Regions from separate parts of the Homo sapiens genome. Here region 2 is linked to region 1. Evidence: read pairs that join two places in POLR2A ChIA-PET (ENCODE). Cell type or tissue: PC-9. All regions are shown on one strand. Each heading gives the region's core, and the rest is flanking DNA. Links, peaks and the distances in the headings are about the cores only.

Region 1 (4,406 bases), core at 152-4,151:
CATCACCAGATCATGTTTTCTATAGCATTAGGGATGAGAAGCTTGATACTCCTTACATTATAGGTAAATAATAGTCCATTGGAAAACTTTTAATTATCTTTGGACTTTGGAAACTGCACCAGGATAGATATAAATATGTCTTTTAAGATAATGTTCTTATGGTATTCTTTAATTATTTTTGGGAATCCTTTTGCTTCTATTCCTCCATCTGGAACTCCTATAATGCAGATAATGCACCTCCTGGATTTATTCTCTGTGTGTTTTCTTTCATGGTGGGTCTATATTCATTTACTATGCTTTTGAGGAGAATTTCTTGATCTAATTTTCTTAACATTAATCAGTTTTGAGCAGCATTCATTCTTCTCATTCAGTACCTGTTTTGATTTTATATCCAAATAATTGCATCTTTTCATTTTTGAGACCAGATGATATGGTTTGGCTGTGTCTCCATCCAAATCTCATCTTGAATTACCACATGTTGTGGGAGGAACCTGGTGAGAGGTAACTGAATCATTGGGGTAGGTCTTTCCTATGCTGTTCTCATGATATGTGAATAAGTTTCATGAGATCTGATGGTAATATAAGGGGCAGTTTCCCTGCACAGGCTCTTCTTTCGTCTGCCGTCATGTAAGATGTGACTTTCACCTTCTGCCACGATTGTGAGGCTTCCCTAGCCACATGGAACTGCAAGTCCAATAAACCTCTTTCTTTTGTAAATTGCACAGACTCAGGTATGTCTTTGTCAGCAGTGTGAAAACAAACTAATTCACCATGTTAGTGTTCACAAGATGTTCCTTTTATCAGGAGAGACTTCTCTTTTAATCAGAGCAAAGGTACATCTATTCTCATATAGGATATGACTTAAAACTCCTTAAATAGCTGTCCTGCTCCCAATATGATCTCTTCTTCAATTTGGCAAATTTATCCTGATTGCTTAGCTTAGTCAGGATCTTCTGAACTACTGATTTACTACATGTGTCTAAGTATATATTTGTATGTTTGCTTGACCAGTCTTCTCATATCATTAAGAGTCCAAATCACTTGTCCTAAGTTGAGGAAGCACCACTATATTAGCTTGGTTTGGGTGCACACCATTGTACTAGTGAACTGTGGTCAGCGGGGAGATGATCTGTTAGAGACTGTAACTGAGTTAAGTCTCTACCTTGAATTTGTGTCATATTTTACAAATATTGAATATACCACAGGTCATTTGTTTACTCACCTATTTGTTAATTCATTTAAACAGTATTTGTTAAGTATCTGTTTTATACTATGTAGTATTTGAAGTGCTAGAGATAATAGCAATGAACAAAACAGGTACAAAGACCCATCACATGAAACTTTCTAAAGGAGCTATAGAGGATATAAATAAATAAATAAATCAGCAAAATACATCAGATGATGATAAGTCCTATGGAAAAAAAGAGGGGAGAAATAAAAATTTGAGTCAGAGGAAGAGAGAAGTTTATGAATTTGAGTGTTCATACAAGATACCATACACCATTGATGGGAAAACGTTTGAAAGAAGAGAGTGAGTAGCAGTATATATCTGAAGGAAGAGTTTTGTAAGTACTATGAATAGCATGTGCAACATCTTGGACAGGACAAATCCTGTCAAGGAACAGCAAGAAGGCAGCAGCATGCAGTAGGAAGTGAGGTGCAGAAGAGGTTAGGAGAAAGATTTATTAAGCCAATATTAAGACTTTCGTTTTTAAGGATCTTTTAAAGATTTACAAGTCATTGGGAAATTTGGGGCATTGCAATTACGTTATCTAACTTATGATGTAAAAAGAACCACACAAAATGCTGAAATAGAGAAAGAATAGAAGCAGAGAGTCATATTGGCGTTTCCTGTAATCATCTCAATGAGAGATAATGGTGACATACTGGAAAGGTGGCAGGAAAGGGGCCAAAAAGTGGTCAGAGTCTGGGTCTATTTTAAAAGTAGAGGTGTCACTTTATATATATTACATATATATAATTATATTATAAATAATATATTATAATTATATATATTATATATTAAAATTATATATATATAATATATATATAATTAGATAACTAAGTACATAGATGTCCAGTATGGAATCCAAATTGTTACTAGAAGTGAAATAAATTGCAAACAGAAAGTAGAGTAGGAATAAAAGAATACCCTAAGTTCACTTTAATAAACTTGATTAATATTGGTATTCTGATATATAAAATAATAAATTCCTGGTTGTCTAGCTTTAATTTCCCTCAAAGCATAGCCTGAAATGCCCAAAATAAAGGCTTGCTTGTAGATGGCTTAAGTGGGAATATGATTCTACGGAGCAGAAATGAGAAATAGAATGAAACAGGGAAGGAAGGAAAGTCAATCAAAGAATGGGTTATCAATTCAGCACTGCTGTGATAGAGATGTCAATTCAAATGGAGTCTTGAGAAATGTTACAGAATGTATTTCAGAACCATTCCCCCAACAAGTTGAGAAAGGAAAGAATTTATCCATCAGCTCTCATCTTTTATTGATAAAGTTTGGCTTATGTTTCAATTTTTGAGAGAATGAGTGCTAAGTGTGTTTTAGTGTGAGATCTGTGCTGCAGGATCTGAAAAGCCTCATGGCAAGAAATAAATGCCACAGGGCACTGGACTGAAGCAAAGTGCTCATCAGCATGAAGCTTATCCCAGCCCATGTAGGACTGGTTCCAATAACAGAACCTGGAGTGTGAAGTAGATCCATGATACATTTGAAGTGGTATACAAGGAGTGCTAGTACAGTCCAACTCATAATATCATTCAATCCACTTGCCCTCTCCAGTGGGACAGCCCATCATAGAATCTCTTTCAAGGTCTTATCAGCTGGGAATTGTTGAGATTTAACAAAAGGTTAGTAGGAAAAACTATCTCCTGCTTACAAGAGCAGATTTTGAGACTTTGATTGATTGTTTTTATGAAGACATCTGAACTCTTTAATTATAGGGGTTTGAATGTTTTTTATGGCATGTGTCATTGAAAAATTATTTACATAAGTTCTTGGGGAATAGGTGGTATTTGGTTACATGAGTAAGTTGTTTAGTGGTGATTTGTGAGATTTTGGGGCACCCATCACCACAGCAGTATACACTGTACCCAATTTGTAGTCTTTTATCCCTTTTTCATCTGCCTCTTATACCACTTATCTTAGTCCTTCCATGCTGCTGTAACAAAATATCACAGACTAAGTCATTTATACATCAGAGAAATTTATTTTTCACAGTTTTAGAGGCTGGGGAGTCCAAGATCAAGGCACCAGCAGATCTGATGTCTGGTGAAGGCTCACTCTCTGCTTCCAAGATGGTGCAATGTATGTGTCCTGACATGAGGAAAAAGGCAAAAGGGATTAGGGCACCCCTTTCAACCTCTTTTATAAGAACACTAATCCTATTCGTGAGGGTGGTGTGCTCATGATGTAATCACTTCTTAAAAGGCCTACCTCTTAATACTATCACTTTCAGTATTAAGTTACAGTGTATAAATTTTGAAGGGACACATACATTCAAACCATAGCACCACTTATTTGAGATTTCTTTAATCCTCAGGCAGCACTTTGGATGTTGCAATTTGTTTGTAAACTGAGCCAAACCTCACCCTAAGAAGTTTAAACCCTTAAGTTACCTTCATTTTTTTTTTAACTGTGGTGGTTGCTGCTACTGTGGTTTCATCGTTTGAAAAACCAAGCGATGCCCTATGGTTGCTGCTACCGTGGTTTCATCGCTTGAAAAAAACAAGCGATGCCCTGTGTTCCAAAAAATTAAAAACAACTCTAGTTCCTTATTGTGGTCAAGGTAAATTATACTTACCCATGCTCTGGTTACATATTGCTACTTATAAATACATCAAAATTTAGTGGCTTTAAATAAAAAATATTTTATTGCAGTTAACTACAATATTGTATAACACATACAATGATTTCATTACTATGCCAGTCAGAAACTCAGGTTAGGCTTGACTGGGTGACGCTTTAACTCCAAATGGTTCCAGCTGCAGATCCTGGGTATTTCGTTAACAGATGCACTGATTTTGTGGGCCGGGATGGCCTCACTCACATAACTGTGGCCTTGTTGACAATGGTTAGAGGCTTGAGCCCATTTGTGAATATCAACTATAGTGCTTACATTTGGTCTTGTCTCTTCAGCATGACAGTCTTAGGGTAGGTGGACTTCTTACATGGCAGATTAGGGACCCCAAGGAACATTCATAGCTTATTATTTTCTTTTTCCATGGCTTTTTCAGGCAATTAACAAATGTCAGCTGACTCTAACATCCTTATAATTACCAAAGACCCATATACCGTTTAAAGGCCCACAGCCTAACCCAACACTTCATTTTCCACTTGCGTCTCATTCCAGTTCACCTACATGTAAGAAGTTACCATCTTTCCACTTATT
Region 2 (4,406 bases), core at 110-4,109, 580 kb before region 1:
CCAGTCACTGTTCTAAATGCTTCACAAATAAGAGCCCATGTAATCCTCATAACAACTATATAAGGCAGGCACTATTATTATTCTTGTTTTACATACAGGGAACTGAGGCATGAAAAGGCTATAAAACTTGCCCAAAGTCAAATGGCTAGTGAGGGGATACAGCTATCTGAATCCACTCTTCATCAACTGACTAGGGAACTACAAAGGTCATTTTTAATTCTCCTTATTTCCTATATTTTCTTTATATGAGAATTTATTACTTTTATAATAACAAAGAACTAAAAGCCTTTTTATTTTGAAACAGCAAACCAAAAAATAAATAAAAACAAGGCCTTGAATATCTCATCCATGAAATCACGGGAGAAAACACCCTTCCTGCTGGAAGCCAAGGGGTCAGGCCAGATGATCTTCCTTGGATCATTTGTTACAGTAAAATCTTCAGTTCCACAGCCTGTTCCCCCAATACTCAGGTAGTAAGGGAAGCAGGAAATGTAAAAAAAAGACAGCAATTATGAACATGTGCTCTGGAAAACTCACCTGGGATCCAGTTCCAGTTTATAAGCTGTATAACCTGGAACAAGTTGTTTAAGCATTTCAAGCCTCTTTTTATCATCTGACAAAAATGGATACAGTTATACCCATCTCCTAGAGTTAACTCACAGAAAGACTGAAAAACATAAATACATCCAGCACAGAGAAGAAATACAAAAAGTGCTAAACACAGGAGAACTAAACTGTCCAAAGACTGGCCTACTTCAATTATTCCTAACCTAGAACAACCAAATAAACCAAAAATTTCATAACATCATTTACCATGGACAAAAGACGGATCTCTTATGAAGAACAATAACTTTTTCATTAACAACTTAGTAAGCAGTATGGGCTAACAGGGTATATATAGCCTTCTTTGAGCTACAATGAAATGACTCCCAGGTCCAGAGGCTGGAGTCAGGGTGGTACACTAGATGTAAGAAAATAACAACAAAATTAGGGCCCACATCTCCCTGACTTGCCTTTTTTAGTATTAAGAGTTATGTTTCAAGGAAAAAGTCACTTCACTCTTCTGATCTCCATTTTATTATTAATAGAAGAAAATCGCTGCATAGAGTGACCTGAAAGCCTCCTTCTAGCTTTAACAATCTAACGGTATAACCAGCTCTTTTAGTCATGAAGTGTGTACGAATGAGATTCTACCACTTTTCTAAATGATATCACTCTGCCAAGCAACTGGGTCTTCATACACTTTGTAATCAATAACTGTTTTATGTTGCCCCTTTAGTATCTATAGCTATTCCCCAAAGTTATGTTACATGTTCCCCTTAAAGAGGATGAATCATTCTGGCCCTTCAGGATCTGATATTCTTCTTCTCTGTCAAATACAATTATTTGTAATTAGAAGCCTGGCTCCAAAAACAGAAACTTAGATGAAGAAAAAATAAATGTTACCAGCATAGATTTCTACATCCATAAGTCCCTGTACAAAACCTTTTTCTCCATCTATATCCAACTGCTATCTGATGCTTTCATGGAGCAGAACTTGTTATAGTACACAACACAGGAAAGCTAAAGTAGCAATGAATCTTGGCTTTGTAAAAGTCTTCAGGGATGCCCATATGCCAAGTCCAAAGGATACAGAGGACCAATACCTCTTCGCTGACTTGTCCAGATATGTGACATGGACAGTGATGCTACCAAAGGAGCTCAGGGAATCCCTGGCACCACTAGTAGGCCCTAAGGCACAGGTATTAATAAAGAAGAGGACAATACAAGGTGAAAAAACCATTAATGGCTCTACAATGAATGAACTGGAGAGTAAGAAAAGAAGAAAGAAAGGAAAAAAGGCACAGAATGAAAAACTATAGAATCACAAAGTCAGTGGGAAGGAATAACTAAACCAAGTGCCTTATGTATGTTAAAGTCACATGATAATCCTCTTATCATTTTGACCTCATTTTAAAGAGGGGGAAACTGAGGCTTAGTGAATTTAGCTTACTTTCCTAGGGTCACACAGTTAGCAGGGGACAGAGGTGGTATTTAAGCATGGGCTTTTCTAGCACAAAGCTTGTGACTGAATGGTATGTACACACTGTGTAACCTTAGAGAGCATCTCTGCCCCACCCTCCCATGAAGTTTCAAATCTCTCTACTCCCTTGGCCAAGGATGGACAGACTCTCAAAAGTGCCCTTGATGCTAAGGCCCTGGACAGCACCCAGCAATTCAGCCCAGCTCTGCATGGCTTTGAAGTTGATTTGTTCCTTGCATTAACCTAAAGTATGTCTCCCTGCAACTTCTACCTATCTTTATCCCAGAAGATAATCAGATCTGCAGCAAATGAGGTTTCCTATAACAGCCCTTCTAAGTAACTTTAAAAGGGGGAATGGAGAACGTTAAAAAGAATTTCAAGGAAAATCTTAAAAATACGTACAAAATGCGTCTGTGTGTGTATATATATATATATATATATATATTTTTTTTTTTTTTTTTTTTTTTTTTTTTTGAGATAGAGTCTTGCTCTGTTGCCAGGCTGGAGTGCAGTGGCGTGATCTCGGCTCACTGCAACCTCCACCTCCCAGGTTCAAGTGATTCTCCTGCCTCAGACTCCCAAGTAGCTTTGGTTACAGCCGCGCACCACCACGCTCAGCTAATTTTTTTATTTTTAGTAGAGACAGGGTTTCACCATGTTGGCCAGGATGGTCTCGATCTCTTGACCTCATGATCTGCCCGCCCTGGCCTCACAAAGTGCTAGGATTACAGGCGTGAGCCACTGTGCCCGGCCACGTGTACATTTTAAAATTGGACGTGTAAGAGTAAAGAGCCCTGGGATCAATAAACTTACTAAGGAGAAAGATGAAGGTGGGCCTGTCTTTGGTTAGTTACTTCATGGAGGATGATGTAAAACCATTTCTGTTAAGAAAGGAATTGGAGTTGCCTTAATTAACTTTTCGCATAAAAGATTTAGTTTAAAATGCTATTGATCTGAGAGAGATCAGAAAGTGTTGAGGTTTTCCTTTCTTCCAGAAAAGCTTAAATTGTACATTTTCTTTATCTTGGAATGGTTCGGATATAAGCATGCCTTAGGTAGGAGATTTGTAAGCTTTCTTGCTCAGCACCGGTGAAAACCTACGTAGTAATAAAAGGCTCATTAACCAGTGACCTTCAAGTCAAACAAACTATCTGGCTTTTAGGCCCCATCCATAAAGTGGAAATAATACTTGGCAAATAGATATTCTGACACTGCTGTAAAAACGTTGCTTTTTGGTCTTACTATTACTGCCCCCCAAAATATACTGATTCTTCATCTAGAGTTAAGTTCTAAAACAGGCAGAGAAATTTACTTCAAAGTAATTTTTGTCATTTAACAATTTTCACTTTCCTATTTACAACCACCTCTTGGAAGCACAAAATGGAAGGTAGCCTCTCTGTCAATGCACTGCTCTAATACCTAGATTGTGTACTGGCTTCCGTGCAGGACTGATCACAAGCTCTCACTTTTTTCAAAGAGCAAATGATTAGGAAACATAGAGGAATTATCACAAAATAAATGGATGAAAAGGCAAGTAGAAAATAGGGCCTATCAATCCTTTCCCAAGAGTAGTTATTATGGTTCACATTTATAAAAGCAAAGATCACCTATTATACTTTATGTCCTTTTGGGGTAAAAGCTCAGGGTTACAAATAATCCTCTTTCCCTGTATTGAAAATAATGAGAGGATTATTTCTTCCTCCCATTCACAATCCTTAACCCCGAACCATTTCTATTTTCACAGCTATACCTGAGGAACAGAGGCAGATAAATGTTATAACAACAATTTCGACAAGTTAAAAACAGACGAAAGGGTGCAATGTCAGCAGTCAAAGGCACCAAGGCAACATAGGTAAATGCTTAGATAAATGTGTTAAGATAGTAACAACTCCTAGAATTTTTATCATTGTTCGACACTACTATCTCCGTGTATGGAGTCTCTCATTTGAAAATGAGCTTAAAAAAAAAAAAAGAGTCAAATTACCTAGCTTTGCTATTACCTACCATTACTCCCTACATTTACCGAATAGTCTACTATTATGACTTGTAATGCGAATTTAAAAATTCAATTACATTTCAAGCTTATCTTAATAAGCATCCCAGAAATTTGATTTCTGACCCCTCTACTTCTTATAAGATATCTCACCAAAAATTTTGTAAAGAAAATTTATTAAATTTACTTATAATCCCTTAAATAACAATTGTTTATATTTTGTGTTCAATTGTAGACTTTAACATAGCTGTAATAATCAGTGTATTGTGAATGAATTCTTTTTACATTTATTTTGTAAAGTTTTCTAATTGTTTTATTTATGTCAAAATGTTTAATTCTATTAGTTTTAAACAGAATGTAACTATGACTTCATTTCTTGTCTTAAATGAA

The links. Peaks named below come from ENCODE experiments on the same cell type or tissue, not always from the same donor. Only the 100,000 strongest peaks of a DNase experiment are listed, where the experiment ranks them.
Region 2: POLR2A ChIA-PET joins it to region 1 with 5 read pairs; 2 of 35 experiments call an interaction of 5 or more read pairs at or near these places.

The regions. Positions count from the first base shown.
Region 1 is chr1:89,278,366-89,282,771 of GRCh38, reverse strand. It overlaps the pseudogene LOC100421401. Among named protein-coding and RNA genes, the nearest start is that of GBP5, 7.7 kb to the right of the region's middle. In PC-9, for the core only: no CTCF peak of the experiment used is centred there; no DNase peak of the experiment used is centred there.
Region 2 is chr1:89,858,848-89,863,253 of GRCh38, reverse strand. All of the region lies in intron 2 of LRRC8D (leucine rich repeat containing 8 VRAC subunit D), which reads right to left. Among named protein-coding and RNA genes, the nearest start is that of LRRC8D-DT, 39 kb to the right of the region's middle. In PC-9, for the core only: no CTCF peak of the experiment used is centred there; no DNase peak of the experiment used is centred there; H3K27ac peaks cover 2,605 bases.